Regions from separate parts of the Mus musculus genome. Here region 1 is linked to region 2. Evidence: chromatin contacts called from ENCODE Hi-C data. All regions are on one chromosome and are shown on one strand. Each heading gives the region's core, a stretch centred on a gene start or an enhancer-like site at or near the end of the contact. The rest is flanking DNA. Distances are from core to core; before and after follow the strand shown.

Region 1 (4,852 bases), core at 1,953-4,452, about 34 Mb after region 2:
CTGGGAACTGAATCTCTACGAGAGCAGCAAATGCTCTTAACTAAAGAGCCATCTTCCAGCTGGGCGGTGGTGGCGCACACCTTTAATCCCAGCACTCGGGAGGCAGAGGCAGGCAGATTTCTGAGTTCGAGGCCAGCCTGGTCTACAGAGTGAGTTCCAGGATAGCCAGGGCTACACAAAGAAATCCTGTCTTGAAAGAAACAAAACAAACAAACAAACAAAAAAGCCATCTTCTAGCCCCACTCAGAACTGTTTAAATCAGTCTTTATGGGATAATATAACCTGTATTTTCTAACCTATTAACATATGAGTTGAGACAATTATCAAGATCTGTGAAGAAAAACTGACTGCAACCATGAGCTTCTTTCCCAGAGGCAATATGATATATAAAAAATATGAAGTTGAGTTATTTCATGTCAGCAGTAATTAAAAGTGTCAGAAAATCCAAAGACTTACTGTAGCTTTGAATACTTTATCCACGTTTACGTCATCATTATTCCATATTCTCAAAACCTTAAATCAAAAAAGCACATGGTTTAAGTAGTACTACATTGCTTATTTACATGGAAAGAACAATCAATACATGTAATACAGCTTATGTTACACATATTAACATGTTTTCAATTTTACCTTATGGTCATGTACCATAATATACTCTCCAGTCTGAAAGTTGCACACAGCAGGGCATGTTATACTCTGACCTTGCTTCACCGACCAGCTGCCCAACGGTTTCTGGTCAGAAACCTGGCAAAAGAATACACAATTTAAGAATTTAGCTTCGGATGTTAGAGAAAATTAGATTTAATAAACAAAAAAAGCAGCCCTTGAATGACAGCACTGAATATGATTTCTAACGTTGTGACGTACCTAAACTAAAATAACGAAGGCTGACAGAGAGTGATAGCTGCTGGGGGCTGGGAGGAATTATTAGTCTTTCTGTGTAGTCTAGGCTGGCCTCAAAACCAAAATTCTCTTACCTCAAGTTCTAGAGTGGATAGATATTAATTATTTTTAATTACATGTATGTATTTATTTGTGTGCACACACACTTATAAACCCAGAGGCTAGAGGACAGTTTTCAGGAGTCAGTTCCTTTCCTTCTAGCACATGTATCTGGGGAATTGAATCCAGGTCATTAGACTTGGTGACAAGTACCTTTACCAGCTGGGCCATCTCAACAGCCCTCAGAACTTGCACAGATTAAGAGTTCCTTGGAGGTGGATTGTGGTGATGTCTATACAACAATGTACCATTTCACTATTTGCACACTTAGCAGTTGTGATGATCAAGTGTCATCTTTAAATTCTAACTAGGTGTGATGGTTCACACTTGTATCCTTAGCACTGGGAGGCTGAGACAGGATAGGGAATTCTGCATGCCTTTGATCCCAGCACTTGGAAGGTGGAGCCAGAGGCCAGCCTGGTCTATATAGTGAGTTTCAGGACAGGTAGAGATACACAGGGAGAAACTGTTTCAAACAACAACAACAAACAAACAAAAACCCAAAGCCAGACCTGTCTCAAAAACAAAACAAAAATCCTCCAAAACTCTTAACAATATGAAAATTAATACAAGACACTCTGTATGAACAATGATACAATTAAAAATGAATTGATTGGGGGCTGGAGAGATGGCTCAGCAGTTAAGAGCGCCGACTGCTCTTCCAAAGGTCCTGAGTTCAAATCCCAGCAACCACATGGTGGCTCGCAACCATCTGTAACAAAAAATCTGATGCCCTCTTCTGGAGTGTCTGAAAACAGCTACAGTGTGCTTACATATAATAAATAAATAAATATTAAAAAAAAAAAAAGAATTGATTACTTGTGGAACAGAGGTAGAGAAAATCAGGTTGGTGCAAGTCCACCTAACTGTCATCAACTATTGTATTCCTATGCAGAAACTGCCAAATTAGTAGACAGCCCCAAGTTTGAAGGGAAGTTTAAACCAACAGTATAGGGGATTGTTGGCAACCTGTCCCCAAAACAATAAAACACTTGGGTAACTTTTTTTTTCCTGAATAACTTAGTTTTTCGGTTGTTCCTGTTGTTTTTACGTACACTGGTGTTTTGTTTGCTTGTATGTCTGTGTGAGGGTGTTAGATCCCGTTGTTACAGTTGTGAGCTGCAATGTGGGTGCTGGGAATTGAACCCCAGTCCTCCGGAAGAGCAGCCAATACTCTCTCCAGCCCTTGCAGATGGATAACTTTTTTAATGACACAAGAAACTGTTCAGGGGCATTGGTGGTGGTGGCACACGCCTTTAATTCCAATGCATCTCTATGAGTTCGGTTTACAGAGTCAGGACAGCCAGGGCTACACAGAGAAACCCTGTTTCGAAAACCCAAAATACTAACCAAAATGACGACAACAACAACAAACTTCAAAACTCCAGCTTAAAAAACGTGCTTTGTAGATGATTGCTATAACAAGGCTCTACGTATGCTTGTTGAGCCGGGAATCAGGCTGCAAAGCGGGTGAGACTGCGACTTTCACAGTGTGATGCAGAACTGTCCAATCTTTCTAGGACACCAAGAAATCCCTGCCTCTTCCCACCATCCGACTCACCCCGCCCCCGGGACCCCAAGGAGCGGAGGATGTCCTGGAGAACACACATTTTCAACCTGTCAGTGTCATGCAAGCTGCTGGGTGACAGACGTGGTCCCCTCGGCCAGGCTCTGTCCCCGGGGAAAGGGGAGGCACAGGTCCCCAGCTCATCCCATGTGCACCCAGACACCGCCGCACGTCACTCGGAAATACGCCGGTCCTCACTACTGACAAACAACTTCTGAACCTCATGCGGCGTCCCGCCGACTCTGTCGCACCCCGGGTCTCTGTCACGCCCGCTCCCGGCTTTCCTTCCCAAGTGTGAGAAACTCAAGCCTCCCGCCCCCGGCTTCGGACAGAGGCGAGACACCTGCCGGCCAGCCCCACCGTCCTCACCTTGTAAAGGACGACGGTCCTGCCGCTGTCCGTCACTAGGAACTGGTCGGCTTTGTCAGTCTGCTCTACACCTAGGAATCCCTCAGGCCCGGCGCCTAAGACTCCAGTAGACAACGTGAATTCTTCTTCCAGGGTTGCCATTTTGGGTTGGCCTACAGCCCGGGCATGCTTCCCGGCAGCCTTTGTGCTTCCTCTCGCGAGAGCGACCGACACCAAGGAGGAAAATCAGCTCGAGCAGAACTGCGACCCCTGGCGGGCGGAAGAGGAGGAGGCGAACACCGCCCAGTGGGTGGAGTCTAGACCACGTGCGAACGCTCAAGACCCTCGAGGCCACGCCTCCCGGCTAGTAGAGACAGAAATCGCTGAGTCGGCTCCCTTGCCCTCTTGTTTCACCTCTTGGAAGGTGAGAGATAAGTTTAAAAACGGCCTGATATAAAAAAAAACATATTTTAAAAATATGCTAGTGAACTCTAAAAAGTCCTACCACAATATGCCAGAAGGGAAAAATATTAACCTGCAGATGGCAGTTAAGGTTCTGTTTCAAAATGCCTAATCTCGCTTACCCTAACCCTCCAGAGACGGCTAGTTCGTGGGCATTTATTTTAACTATCGTTTTTGGTGCTGGTAGAGAAATCTTTTCCAGATTATCAGAATGTACAACTCTTTTGATTAAAAAAACAACAAAACAAAACAAAAACCCGAAATCTAGCTGGGCGTGGCGGCACATGCCTTTGATCCCAGCACTCTGGAGACTGAGGCAGGGGGATCTCAGTAAATTCGAGATCAATTTGGTCTACATAGAATTCTAGGCCAGCCTTAGCTACACAGAAAGACTGACTATCTTTTTTTTTTTAAGTTTTTATTTATTATTATACATAAGTACACTGTAATTGTCTTCAGATGTGCCTGAAGAAGGTGTCAGGTCTCATTACGATGGTTGTGAACCACCATGTGGTTGCTGGGATTCGAACGCAGGACCTTTGATAGAGCAGTCAGTGCTCTTAGCACTGAGTCATCTCGCCAGCCCCAAGACTGACTGTCTTTAAAGGTTTTTTGTTTTATCTTTTTTTTTTTTTTTTTTGGTTTTATGAAACAGGGTTTCTCTGTATAGCCCTGGCTGTCCTGGAACTCACTCTGTAGACAAGGCTGGCCTTGAAATCAGAAATCTGCCTGCCTCTGCCTCTCAAGTGCACCACCATGCCAGGCTTGTTTTATTTATATGAGTCCACTACAGCTGTCTTCAGAGACACACTAGAAGAGAGTGAATCAAATCCCATTACAGATGGTTGTGAGCCACCATGTGGATGCTGGGAATTGAACTCAGGACCTCTGGAACAGCAGCCAGTGCTCTTAACCTCTGAGCCATCTCTCCAGCCCTAAGACTGTCTTTAAGAACAAACAAAAAAAGAAACTTAGCAGGACTTGCCCAGCCCTTGGCAGGCTGAGGCAGACTGATCGACAGGTTGGCAGCCAGCCTTGGCTCCTGGGAGATGCATTCACAGAATGAAATCAACAGTGCTCTGTGCTCACGTTAGCCATGCTTCCATTAACCTCAGTATGGGTGAAGAATCACACAAGTTTCATTTCTGAAGATTCCCCCACTCTCTGACAGACAGCTAAGGCCAGGACAGTTTACTGCTTGTATAATTTGGAGGTGGGGCTTGTGAATTTTACAGGTTGCAGCTTACTTAGACTTGAAAATTTTGTTTACTTCCTGAGTCTCCTAGATCTTGCACCTCCTTCTTCCCTCCTAGGAAGCATTCAGAGGCACTACTGCAGTTTGAGCAAACTGTTGCACAATGTATGCATATGTCTATACACATATATACATACATACACACATTGTTTCTGTTTTGTTTTGTTTTGTTTGAAATGGGGTATTCTGTACTCTAGGCTGGCCTGGAACTTACCTGG
Region 2 (4,813 bases), core at 744-3,243:
AGGACAGCTGAGGCTACAGACGCTCTCAGAAAAATGAGTGAACTACAAATGAGCAAGGTACCTTGACCTCTGGCCTCCACAAACATGCTACACTTTCACACATAACCTATAAAAGAAATACAGTACTTGAATGCTCACAAAATCTCATTCTTCACAATACTAGAAACCATGTTTTTATTAAGCAAGTTTCTTGATAGTAGATTTTGGTATCTGTGCATCATAAAGGATCTGGCCAAATTTTTAGGATAATCCAGGGCAAGAGTATCTCAACTAGAAACAAGTTGGAGCCTTGTCAAACCTTCCAAAACGAAGTGGGACTCGGATCTCCCGCCTAGAGCAACTTCCCGCTCCACTTTCATTCACCCCTTGTCTGCTCTGGCTCCTCCCTTTGCCACGCCTCCATCCATGGATACCTCTGACCCTAGCATTTGGAAAAGCAGGAGGACCAGTAATTCTAGACCAGTCTGTACTCCATGAGACTTGTCCAAAAAAGTGAAAACAAAAACAAACAAAAAACCTGGCTCAGATTAAGTTTGCTGGGCTTGCAAAGCAAGGCAAAGAGAAAACATGCTGCAAACAGATGTCAGATATGACAGCACTTTCCAACCAGTTAAGTTGTTTTAATGTTAGGAGCTTGAGTATTTTTAGGGGATAGAAGAGTCTGTTTATGCTCAAAGCTGGTTTATCTAGCCACCTGAAGATCTCAAAAACTCATTTGACACACCTATGAACCATCCTCAGCAAGGCAGTGAAGCTTTGAGCTCAGGCACTTCTATTGAAACTAACAAATATTGTTTCTTTAATCACATGTCGCTTATCCAGGGCCACTACTTTAACACTGCCCTGTTATTTCCTTCACTACTGTAGTCTGCTACAATCGGAACATCAGTTTTTAGTACATAATTATCCTTAATGTATTTAAGTGTCCTTCTCTTCCATTTTCTAAGTGTTTTTCAGCCAGGGTCGTCCCCTTTTCAAAATTTTAACCATTGCCCTTACATTTTTATAATCTGAACTCAATCCCTTCATTATTCCATTTCATTGCCCTCTAATGCTTTCTTTAACTGTGGCAGATCTTCCTAAAATCTTAACTGTTCTCTAAGTCACTACTTAACTGTTGATGCATTATTTCTATTCTCCTTTGTTGACCTGGAGGCTTCAGGTGTGCTAAGTACATATTCGTTACCCGGGCCAAGAAAAAGTATTTATGTCAAGTGTGGTGGCACTTGCCTTTAATCGCAGCACTCCAGGCAGAGGCACTAGGGTCTCTTATCAGTGTCAGGCCAGCCTGGTCTACATAGTAAGTTCCAGAACAGCCAGGATTATGTAGAGAAACCCTGTCTCAATTCCCCACTCTACCTACTCCACAGCCAAAAAAGGCATACTATCTAGGATTGTCAGCCCTCTATTTTGCTATTATAAAAATCATCTAATCATTCTCACATTCACAAAAGGTTTAAGCTCCTGGTTTACAATCTGAATTCCTTCTCCATGGCCTTGTCAACCGTTATTAGCTCCTAGTGTTATTTGGCTTTGCCACTTTGACCTCAGGGATCTCACAATTTTGCTTACATAAAATTGTATAGAGATTTGCAGTTTTTGCGACCCCTATATTTGTAACCAGTGTGTTTGCCTGTTTGATAACCCAAGTTGTCTGGTTTTAGCCATAAAAATTCCCAAAGCCCTGGAGAAATGCTATCATTTAAGTATTAGGACAGCGTCCCACGTGGTTACAAAGTAACTTAAAGATCCGCAGTCCCTGCCTCAGAATAGTCCATGTTTGCTCTACCCTGACGATCGCCTGGAGTACGAGATAGCCCAGTCCGCGCTTGTCAAACCTTCCAAAACGAAGTGGGACTCGGACCTCCCGCCTAGAGCAACTTCCCGCTCCACTTTCATTCACCCCTTGTCTGCTCTGGCTCCTCCCTTTGCCACGCCTCCATCCATTCTCGCGAGACTTGATGATTCCCTTGCGCCGGCATTTATCGCGAGGCTGTAGGCAGGGCCGGGCCCGACATGGCGGAAGGTAGGTTTTTTGTGGGGTGGCACGGGAAGACGCGAAGCAATAGGGGTACCACTGGCCGGGCACAGAAGCCCCTGGAAGGGTTGTCCGGCTGTGGTCGTACGGTGCATCACGTGTCTCGCGAGCCTTCCTATGTAGCGTTTCGGGGCTCCCCGGGCCGGGGTTCTCAGCGCCGTTCCTATGGCAACGCCCCTCCTGCAGTCTGTCTTCACTCGTCACCCCCCGCCCCCAACCCCGATCCCGGTAGTCTCAGAACGAGAAAGGGGTCGGGTCCTGGGAGCGAATGCACCCGCGGGACTCGAGAAAGCTGTAGAGGAGCTTCTTGTGCCAGCCATGCTGGAACGGGGAGGGAAGTGCCCCTCTCCTTAGGAAATCGAAACTGCTGTCATGGCAGGTCCTGCATCCGGAAGGGTGCATCTCTTGCCTGCGGAAGAGCTTGGGACTCTTCCTTGGAAGAGCCGGGACTGCAGCTGGACGACGGGCTTCTTGGGCGTGCGCTGTAATAGTCTTTAAGCTTTTTGGCAGCCCTAGCAAATGTGGGCACGCTCAGATTCTCTGAGGTTTACAAAGGGGCAAAAGGAGATGTTTCCTCAGTAAGGAAGTTGACCAAGGTCACACTGCTTGAAAGAGGTGTGCTAAAGCCAGGCTTCGGTTCCTTTACCTCCTGCTTTAGTCCTTCGTCTCTTTTTTAGTACTTTACGACATTGCAGGTAAAGGCATCCGGTTTCTCAGGTGCAGCCTCCCTTAAGGAATAATGTTAGGATCTTTGCTTGCCATAGCTTTACTGTATGAGTTGGGGTGAAAGCCCTGAGATAGTGAGTTACCTAGTAGTGATCAGACAATATTAGACCTGGCCGGTGTGCTTCTCCTGTGTACCCCATTGTTGGAGAAAAATACTTCTTGTTGGACTTTGTTGAGTGGCTGAAGATTTACTTGATCTAGACCTGGCCTATTTTGTTTTTGTCTTTTGTTTGTATTTTTTGGTAAGTGTTGATTAAACTCATCATTTCTTGATCTGAGATTTGGGTAGTGTGACAGTTTGTGTAGTCTTCTCAGATTTGAATTAGGTTTAAGAGTGACACGAAGTAGGCCTGCCAGGTGTGTTATTTGCCCTTTATAGTTAAGTGAACTGAGGCCAGATTCATGGCTGGGACTGGATTCTGTTTTCATTTTTACTTTTTCTATCTGTTAAACACCTTGGAGGTGGTGAACATTGTCCAACAGAGGAGGAGAAAGCGAAGTGACTGAAAGTGCTGGGTGTGGTGATGTATGCCTGCCTGCTTGTAGTTCCTTCATTCAGCACTTGGAAGGATCTGGAATTTAGGGTCATTCACAGCCTACCTGGAGTGCATGAAACCCTGTTCAAAAAATGAACTAGATGATTTTGCACACCACGGAATGTTGTGTACCTGTTGCTCAGCAGCGAGGTTTGGGAGGAAGGTTCAGGAAGGCACGATGTGAGATCGTGAGCAGTGTAGAGCCTTTAAGAAGGAATCTGCGTGTTGGGGAAATGCATGACCAAGTTTCAGGTCGTGGAGGAGGGAGTTTCTCAGTCCGTAGTTGTATTGAGAACTTAATTGTGTTTGTGCTCAGGTTCCAGTTGTGGGGAATTCATACAGGCCAAGGTTAGTACACTGCGTGTTTACTTTTGGTTGCCTTGAGGTGATTAGAAACATCTATCTAGCCAGAGGACAATACACCTTAAGGACAAACCAAACATTTTTCCAGGATTAATCGGATGGAGGGATGAGGTGATCGGGAGATGATAGTCTCTGACCTCAGTCTACCCTAGCTACACTCCAGATTCCTAAGTCCCAGTGAAGACTGTTGAAAATGATGTTGCAGAACTCAACTAGGAAAATTTGAGGAATGGCAAGAAAAACAAAATTACTAAAGATATTTTGTTTCTTATGTTGGCATGTGTTTTTGTTTGGTTTGGTTCTGCTGCTGCTTGTCAGAGCCAGCTGCTGTTCAGAGATAGTCATAAACAAAAATAGCAAATTTTTGTGGAATTAAATTTGAAGATTATTTGTCAGCATACTCTGGAAACGTTCCTGGTAATTGGCTGTTTGGTTCAGGTTTGGGAATTAGTGCTGAGGAATGGCAAGCAGGACCTGAGACACCATGCATTCCGGAAGTTGTCTGCCTTGGATAGGAAGCTTCCTTTTTCCTATGCCTGCTCACATGACTGAATACAGGCACTTAAGTCTACTCTAAAAGACTGTTTTCCTTCCTTTTAAATTTTTTTTGACACACAGTCTAGCTTTTAGCCCTAGTGGACCTGGAACTTGCTGGGTAAATGGGACTGGTTTGGAAGTCACAGAGACACTGCCTTCCGACGTCTCCCGAATTTGGGATTTAACAAAAGGGGTGTGCTACCATCCCAGCCTCTAAAAGGGATTTCTCTTTCCATTTTGTACACTATTTTGTACAACCTAATCTGTGTTTTCTTCATGCTCCACTGAGCCATTATAAGTTTCCCTGTGGCCTTCCTGTTTTCACTTTTCTCCTTCAGTTTACTCGCCCACAGCCTCTTTTCAGCTTTTCACATTCTCTTTAAAGCAAACCTGATCTGTGTCAGATGTGGTGGCTCCCACACTTGGGAGATAAAAACTGTAGAAGCAACAGTTCAAGGACTTCCTCAGCTACATGACAGGTTCAAGGCCAGCCAGGGATACATGAAACTTTGTCTCAAAAAGAATGAAAATCATGGCCAGGTCACCAGCTCAGTGGCTACAGGCTTGCTACCAAGCCTGACACCTGCATTGGTCACAGAGAAGGTGGGAATTG

Evidence for each region. A loop is a pair of places that touch in the nucleus more often than their neighbours do.
Region 1: a loop to region 2 is called in a map of T-helper 2 cell, with 50 times the contacts of the local background. The contact joins the promoter of Nol11 here to the promoter of Ankfy1 in region 2. A Hi-C loop is called at or near these places in 4 of 37 maps with a recorded cell type or tissue (T-helper 1 cell, T-helper 17 cell, T-helper 2 cell and 1 more).

What each region holds. Positions count from the first base shown.
Region 1 is chr11:107,186,179-107,191,030 of GRCm38, forward strand. It overlaps Nol11 (nucleolar protein 11), which reads right to left and starts at 3,203. Exons shown (of 18, transcript NM_133702.3): 1 at 2,939-3,203; 2 at 631-744; 3 at 457-513. The coding sequence starts at 3,079. Gm39425 (a long non-coding RNA gene) reads left to right here and starts at 3,149. Exons shown (of 3, transcript XR_880257.3): 1 at 3,149-3,341.
Region 2 is chr11:72,688,009-72,692,821 of GRCm38, forward strand. It overlaps Ankfy1 (ankyrin repeat and FYVE domain containing 1), which reads left to right and starts at 1,994. Exons shown (of 25, transcript NM_009671.5): 1 at 1,994-2,026. The coding sequence starts at 2,017.